3 separate regions of the Mus musculus genome follow, and regions 1 and 3 are each linked to region 2. Evidence: chromatin loops called from intact Hi-C (ENCODE). Cell type or tissue: left cerebral cortex. All regions are shown on one strand.

Region 1 (2,500 bases), 430 kb before region 2:
CTACTATGTCTATTAGTCAGGGTTCTCTACAGTCATAGAACTTATGGAATGTCTCTATATTCTAAGGGATATACTGGAATGACGTACAGTCTACAGTCTAACTAACCCAACAATCGGCAGCTATGAACAGGAAGTTCCAGAATCTAGTAGTTGCTCAGTCCCATGAAACTAGTTGCTTCAGCTGGTCCTTGGTATAAGCTAGAATCCTGAAGAAGTAGGCTCCAACACACTGCACTGGTAAATAAATACAAGCAGGTGAGGAAGAAGAAAGCCTTCCTTCTTCCATTGTCCTTAAGTAGGCCTCCAGCAGAAGGTATTGCCCAGATTAAAGGTGTGTACTATTACACCTGGACCTAAGCTGTTCTTCACTTGATACTTGCTCTGTCCCAGTCTTACCATACTCAGAGATCTTCTTGCCTCTGTCTCCTGGGATTAAAGGCATGCATCATCTTGCCTGGGCCTAAGCTTTTCATGGCCACTGTGCTTCAAGATCTGAATTAAAAGCCTTTGTCTTCCAACTTCAAGATCTGGATCACAGGGGTGCCCTCCATTTCTGATTGTAGTTCATTCTAGATATATTCAAGTTGACAACAGGGAATAGCTATCGCAGTGTAACCCAGTTGAAGTTTCCCATAAAGATGCAGGACATTAAGCAGGATTATCTTCTGAAAGTGGAAAATGCCCTGTGTTTTTGCATTTAGAGTGTATGAGATTTAGGAGTTACTGTATTTTTTTTCCTTAAATTTTGAATTGCATTTGGACAAAGGGAGATTAAAATCTCAACACTGAGAAGATGATACTCACTTTAAAATGGAAAATCCTACAGATAACAGTAATTTACAGGAAAAGTAGGCATAGGTCATTGAAGGAATGTGAGGGGTATCTGTGGGAAACCTTGTTCTAGGAATCCAGTGCTGAACTTATGGTTGGCAAGAATTCCCTGAGTGTGTGTGTATTGGTGTGGAAAATGAGCTTGGGATTTGAGTTTGCTGACATTATTTGAATCTCTCCATTTCTTTAGTCCTAGAAAAAAGTGAATTCAAAGATGAGCCTCTACTTTTCCGCTTTTTTGCTGATGAGGAAATGGAAGGATCAAATATGAAGCATAGGCTTATGAAACATGACTTGAAGGTTGTGGAGAATGTCATAGCTAAGTCACTGTTGGTAAGCTGCTGCCACCTTCTGTTTCCTTCTGGGCAGTGATTAGCACAAGAACACAGTAACATGTTGATGCTTTCCATGTATTTCAGTGTAAAGACCTCCTCATTCTTTATCAGTAACGTTAGTATTTTACATTTCAGATTAAATCCAACGAAGGCAGCTATGGCTTTGGCCTAGAAGACAAAAACAAAGTTCCAATAATAAAATTAGTGGAAAAGGGGTCGAATGCCGAGGTAATATAAAAAAAAATATTCGCATTTTTGTTGAAGTTTGTCATGCAATACAGTGCCAAAGTGAAATCAACAGCTATGTTTATTGAAGATGCTGTCTCTGAATAATCATGTACTGAGGTTCTTTTATAGTATTGGGTTTGTACCTCTGGGACTGTGTCTTAGTGATGACTGAGAATGGGAAGTGCTGATATTCCAGAGATCTATAGCTCTGAATTGAAGAGTCCCCAAGTGATGTGTTTTGTGTCCCCAGTATTGTCCCAATCATTGATTCTATTCTAGAATTTTTTGGAAGGTGCATAGGGTGTGACAGTTGTCCTAAGTCTACCAGATGGCTCTTCTATTCAACCAAAGGAAATATTTTTTATCTTCTGCTTCTGTTGTCTTTTCTAAGAATGTAATTTCCATCATAAAAGCAAATACTTTGACTTTTTCATTAAATCAGTTGACATCTTCTCACATCACTAGGTTTTTAAAGAGTGGACTCTTATGATTGTTGTTGCCTTCATTGAGAAATATTCATTTGATAGCAGTTATATATTAGCATTTTAGATTCTAGGATTCTAGACATTTAGAAAGCAGATGACGTTCCCTGTTCTGAGCTGGAAACTTTGATGTTTTTCCTGTATATACACGAGGAACTGGGTTTGATAAACAAAACCCGTTGTTTTGTTTTGAATGTGGTGTGTGTGCTTGTAATCCCATGCTTGGGAGGTGGAAGTCGGTGAAGCCCTGCATTCACAGGCCAGCTATCCTATGCTGCTTGGTGATTACCAAGCCACTGAAAGACCTATCTCAAGAAATGATGTGACAAGGTGGGTATCACTTGAGGAACAACAACTAGGGTTGCTCTCTGGCTGCCACATGCATGCACATACATGTACATACTACATTCTATACATACCACACACACACACAAATGAATTCTGTCTTTGTCTCTTTTCCTCTCTGTATCAGTTTTTATTTCTCGCTGCCTCTCCTTCCCTCCATCTTCCTCCTTTTCTCCCGGTTTTCCTCCTCCTTGCTTCTCTCCCTCCTTTCTTCTCTTTCCTCATTGAGCTTACCAGTGCTGTACCTCAATGATACTGGATTTAAAAACTATCCTGCTA
Region 2 (2,500 bases):
TAGTAATACAACTTTGATATTTTTAAAATGTATGTCTGAGTCGCTTAAAAAAAAAAAGCCCAAAAGTCTGGATATACTCTTTGACAAGGTTTCTGTCAGTAACCATCATGGTGTTTTAAACCTAGTTTTAAACCTAGTTGAATAGCTATGTATGGAGAACAGCAAGTGGAGGGAGAGCCAGCTGCACTCTCCCACCTTTGTACATCATTTCTACTCTCTCTCTCTCCCTCCTTCCCTCCCTCCATCTGTCTGTCATTCTCCCTCCCTCTCTCCCTCTCTTCCTCTCTCCCTCTCCCCTTCCCTCCCTCTCCCCCTCTCTCCTTCCCTCTCCCTCTCCCAGTCCCCCTCCCCCTTTCCCCCCTCTCCCTCTCCTTCCCCCTCCCCTTCCTTCTCTCTCTCTCCCTCCCTCTCTCCTCCCTCATTCCTTGCTTTCCTAGGTCATGAAAAATGTTCACAATTTGCAAAAACTTAAATACTGTGGCCTGCTCTTGCAGATCCCTGCCTTTTTTCCCCTCTAAGCTCCCCTATACAACCTGGACACCTGACCTGTAACTAAGAACTTGTGGAGCTTTCACTGACTGTCCCACCTCCCCTCCTCCTGAGTAACGGTGAAATTGTTGTACTTTATTGATGAGCTCAAGGACTCCCCTCTCTCTTATTAATCTCTTTTAAATTAATTTATCAATTTACTTCACATATCAATATCAGCCCCCTCCTCCCAGTAGCCCTCACACAGCTCCCCTTCCCTTCTCTGAGAAGAGATAGCCTTCCCCTCTGATGTAACAAACACTCCCCTCCCCAACCCCCATCCTCTCACTGAAGCCAGGCAAGGCAGCTCAGATAGAGGACCTGGATCCACATGTGGGCAACCAACTGGTTCAGGTCCAGCCCTGCACTGGTTGTATCTTCACTGAAATGGATTTGGATATCACGAGAGTGACTTAGGTCTGCCTTGACACGTGCTCAGATGCCTTCCACCTCCAATGTACATCCCTTCCCACACGCTTTCTTCTCAGTACTGGGCGAGGAGGCAGGGAACGGTAGTCCAATCCACAAATCTACACAACAGTGCTCATTTTAGTCACTTAATCTAATACTTGTTTCTGAAAACTTCATGAAAATTTACAATGTTTATTTCAATTGAGGGAAACAGTAATTTTTCTTTTTGAAAAGATATTTAAAAAGATTTTTTGTCAGTGAACAAAATCTTGATGACTTTCATCTTGATGCCGTTCATATTTGATGTTCAAGGAGAGGGTAGAGGATCCCAGGCTTTCAAGAAGACCCAGACCCTCTGCCAGTCGCGCGGAAGCATCACTGTCCCGCAGCACCCCCGTGTGGCCATAAAACTCACAGTTTTGAATTTTCTTGACCTAAAAAAGATCCAAGTTCAGACACCTGTAAATACAAGACTTTTTATTTTTATTTTATTATTTTTTAAAATTTTATAGTAGTTCTTTTTTAGGGGAAAGAATTTCTAATATAATCATAATGTTTCTACCTTTCCTTTGCTTCCTTGAATTCCTCCCATATAATCTTCTCCACTCTCCTTCAAATCCATGCCTTCTTTTCCACCCATAAGTACATTCACACACATAGTATGTGTACATATATTAGAAATCCTTTCCCGTAAAAAAGAAATACTACAAAACTTTGAGAAACCAGTCCTGTTCAGGTATGCCTTCTGGAATCTAAATACATATCTCACTGTCTGTCTGTCTGTGTGTCTGTCTGTCTGTACTGATACTAGGTTCACATAGGCCAGGATAGCTTTGAACTCACTCTATTAAGCTGTGTAAAACCTTGGCTTTCTGATCCACTCACATCCACAGTCCTAGCCCTAGAAATGCAGATATGCATTACTAAAGCTGGTTTGTGTGTGCTAGGATCCTGGCATTCAAGCCCTCTAGCAACTAAGCTGTGGCCCTTCTAGCTTCTCTTACTTTTCTTGCCTCCCTCACATTTTATACTTTTCACTTGGAAAAAGCACCCAGATCAACTGCTTTCTCAGTCTCTGATGCTAGGATGTTTTACTTAAGATGAGTCAGCAGAGGAAACGGGCAGAATCTGCCTGGAAGTTTTTCCTAGAACTTCTGCGGCCTGCCAAACTACGTACCTATGCCCAAGGCTAGAATTCATTCTCGGTCTTATGCCTCACATCTGTACTTCATGCTTAATTTTCCGCTTTGCTGTTCAGATGCTACACTGTACTCACCAAAGTCTAGAGGAGTAAGTGGGGTCAAAAAGACAATGCCTCTAGGTGGTAAAGTCTGTTTATTTTCATGTTCCTGGCCGACCGTCTAGCCTTCCTAAGTCATTCTTGAATATGCCTAAGAGCACACAGTGACTTCATGGAAATGTGCCTTCTGATCAGACACTATGTGTATCTGTATTTTTTCATCAGAAAAGAAGAAACCACCCATATCAATCAGCATGGGACTGACTCTTGAGTCTTTCATTTCAGAAATATGTACCATGTCCTGCTCCTGCAAGGAATTGT
Region 3 (2,500 bases), 150 kb before region 2:
ATCTCCCAATCTTATGAAAAAGTACATAAGTAACTGTAGTTTTGAACTGTTACAGGAAATACGTGACAGACCAGGACTCCTCACTGTTCATTACTCCTGCCTGTACCTGGTGGGTCATGAGGCTGATTGTAAAAGTAACAGCTCTGACATCTTTCCACCCCAAATCATGTCTGCTTCGAGTTATCAATAGTGGCTAATAGCCCAATTCCTCTAGTAGATTTCGTGTATGTGAATTATTAAAGGCAATTATTATAATACTTCCTGGAACAATCCATTCTCATCTTAACTATTGCACAATGCTTAGATAATTTAAAACGGAGAGAAAAAGCTTGGACAGATACAGGTCACAGAAACCTGAACACAGTGCAGAAAAAGAAGAAATCTACACTGTCGCAGTTGGTTTTAAAGAAATCCGTGCCTATTATTGTAGAGACAGCCAACAGTTTTAGTATAAACGTTCTGATTTGGCAATACAAAATGGTTTAGAACCAGACAACTCATCTTTGGGGTTTTAGTGCTTTATATCGTTTTTTGGTTTTTTAAATGCAAAGAACTCTACACGGAACCTTGTGATAACTGCAGATCTTAACCTTGAAAAGTCGTCTCATAGTAAGAAGGTATGAGGTAAAGTTGATGTGCTTCTGAAGTATCTGGAGGAATAACTGTTGGGTGGGAGCTCAGAGCCCCTGAGCTGTAGCCAGAGGTGTAGCAGACAGAGCTGAAGGTGTAGGCAAACTTGGAAGCAGAGAGAGCTGGCTTGCTTTTGTTTCATCTCCCTGCCAAATGCCTAAGGGTTGCTTCCAGCCTTTGGGTGTCTGTACTTCGGGAATTTTCAATCAGTTCTCAGGCAGCAACGCCGGTTGTGGCTGACTTGCTCAAGGCCAAGATAGATATATCTGTTCCTTTCTTTTTTCTTTTTAACATAAGCAACTTTGTTTTCGCGGCAAAACCCAGCCATAGTTCTCATCTCCGGCTTTTTCTCATCCCAGCCTAGTGAAGGCAGAGCGCTGGGCCAGGAGAAGATCAAGCTGAGTGGTTTGGAACTGCGGGTGTAGCTGCCAAGGAGTAGCCAACAAGCACCAGATTTATGTGCACTTTGAAAGAAGCACCTTTACCATTGGCTTTTTGAGCGGCTCTGTCGCTAGGGAGCGAGCACCGCCTCGGGGAGCAGCTTGGGTGCTGGTTCCTGGCAGCCAGGAGCTGGGCGCACACCGTGGCGCGCTCTGGGCGGTTCCGCGCGCTGTCGCCCCTGCGGCCGGCGCTGTCCCCCGCTCGGCTCGCGAAGGCACTGCACAGACACTCGCCTTCGGCCACCGGCTCCTGCTGCTGCTGCCGCCCAGAGGACAGACCAGCCTCTGCCCGCGATTTCGCCTCGGCGGCGGTGCTGCGGAAAGCGGAGAGCGGGTGGGCGCGAGCTGCAGGATGCGATGTAGTTCTCTCCTTGCCTCGGAGTTGTCTGAGTTGGTAGAGCCTCGCCCGGGTTCCCTGAGCCCTGCTCCCTTCGGGCTCGCTGCTAACGGAGTTGCTAGCCATCGCTGTGCCAGAAAGCTCAGGCTCGGAGCTCCTGCCCTGGGGTAGAGTAGAGCTGTCCCCAGCCGAGGCGCATTGTCTTCTCTCTGCTGACCCATCTGTTTTCTCATGGCATCTCGTCAACAAACCCGAATCCAGGCTTACCTGGAGAAAAACAAGATCGGTCCTCTGTTTGAGGTAAGGAGCCCTGGTGGGGAATGGTCCCGCTCTCTTTGAAGGCGGTGGTGGTGGTGCAGGAAAAAAAAAAAAAAAAATCAGAATTTTCTTAAGCAAAGGTAGGGGGCTGAGCAAATGCGCGGGAGAGGGAGGACTGTCCCACTAGGTGTTCTGGAACGCGGCCCTGCTGGCACTTGGCCAGTTACCTAGACACTGACAGGTGAGCTCTGGAGGGCCTAACTTCAGCCTAACAGGACAATTGGAGCCATCTGACTGTCATGCATCTAGTAGCCATATGGCAGGACTAAGGTTGAGACAGGTAATCCAGGTGTACATCTACACACACACACACACACACACACACACACACACACACACACACACCGGGAATTCACACTATCTTGCATATTGAATTTTCTTCTTTTAAATATGGGCAGTCGTAGAACCTAAAAAGGTGGAGGGGTTGCCCGGCTGGGGGAAAAATGTTAAAGCTGGTCCAGTGGCTGAAACTAGAACCCTTTGCACTGTTCTCAGAGATGGAAAGGAGCAGAGAAGGGTTTTAGGAAAACATGCCTGTTTTCTGAGGACACAGTCTTGAGATGTTTTCCTTCGCCTTCAAATAATTAATGACAAGAACACAGTGAAGAAAAAAGCTAAGCAAGAGGGAAAATCTGACCTAGGGGCAGAAAGCAGGCACCACCTAAGTGCTACGGTTCAGCAGGTTGTCAGGGTGCTGACCCCAAGCTGAGGAAGTGTGGAGTGCCAGGTACTCAAGTAGCCAGGCTCACCTGGGATGCCTGAGGTTCCGCAGTCT

What was found. A loop is a pair of places that touch in the nucleus more often than their neighbours do. Peaks named below come from ENCODE experiments on the same cell type or tissue, not always from the same donor. Only the 100,000 strongest peaks of a DNase experiment are listed, where the experiment ranks them.
Region 1: it touches region 2 in a loop (2.6-fold over the local background); 5 of 42 quality-filtered maps call a loop at or near these places.
Region 3: a loop joins it to region 2, with 3 times the contacts of the local background. A loop is called at or near these places in 3 of 42 quality-filtered maps.

Annotation. Positions count from the first base shown.
Region 1 is chr1:11,138,935-11,141,434 of GRCm38, forward strand. Prex2 (phosphatidylinositol-3,4,5-trisphosphate-dependent Rac exchange factor 2) reads left to right here. Exons shown (of 40, transcript NM_029525.1): 16 at 1,022-1,164; 17 at 1,302-1,394. Among named protein-coding and RNA genes, the nearest start is that of Gm24173, 5.9 kb to the left of the region's middle. In left cerebral cortex, a CTCF peak has its summit at 1,178 (motif pointing left); a DNase peak (open chromatin) is centred at 1,170.
Region 2 is chr1:11,564,192-11,566,691 of GRCm38, forward strand. The region is part of intron 5 of A830018L16Rik (RIKEN cDNA A830018L16 gene); the gene reads left to right. Among named protein-coding and RNA genes, the nearest start is that of A830018L16Rik, 150 kb to the left of the region's middle. In left cerebral cortex, a CTCF peak has its summit at 1,339 (motif pointing left); DNase peaks (open chromatin) are centred at 977, 1,324 and 2,039; H3K27ac peaks cover 273 bases.
Region 3 is chr1:11,412,931-11,415,430 of GRCm38, forward strand. A830018L16Rik (RIKEN cDNA A830018L16 gene) reads left to right here and starts at 1,175. Exons shown (of 14, transcript NM_001160369.2): 1 at 1,175-1,707. The coding sequence starts at 1,639. In left cerebral cortex, a CTCF peak has its summit at 1,322; a DNase peak (open chromatin) is centred at 1,210; H3K4me3 peaks cover 2,156 bases; H3K27ac peaks cover 1,933 bases.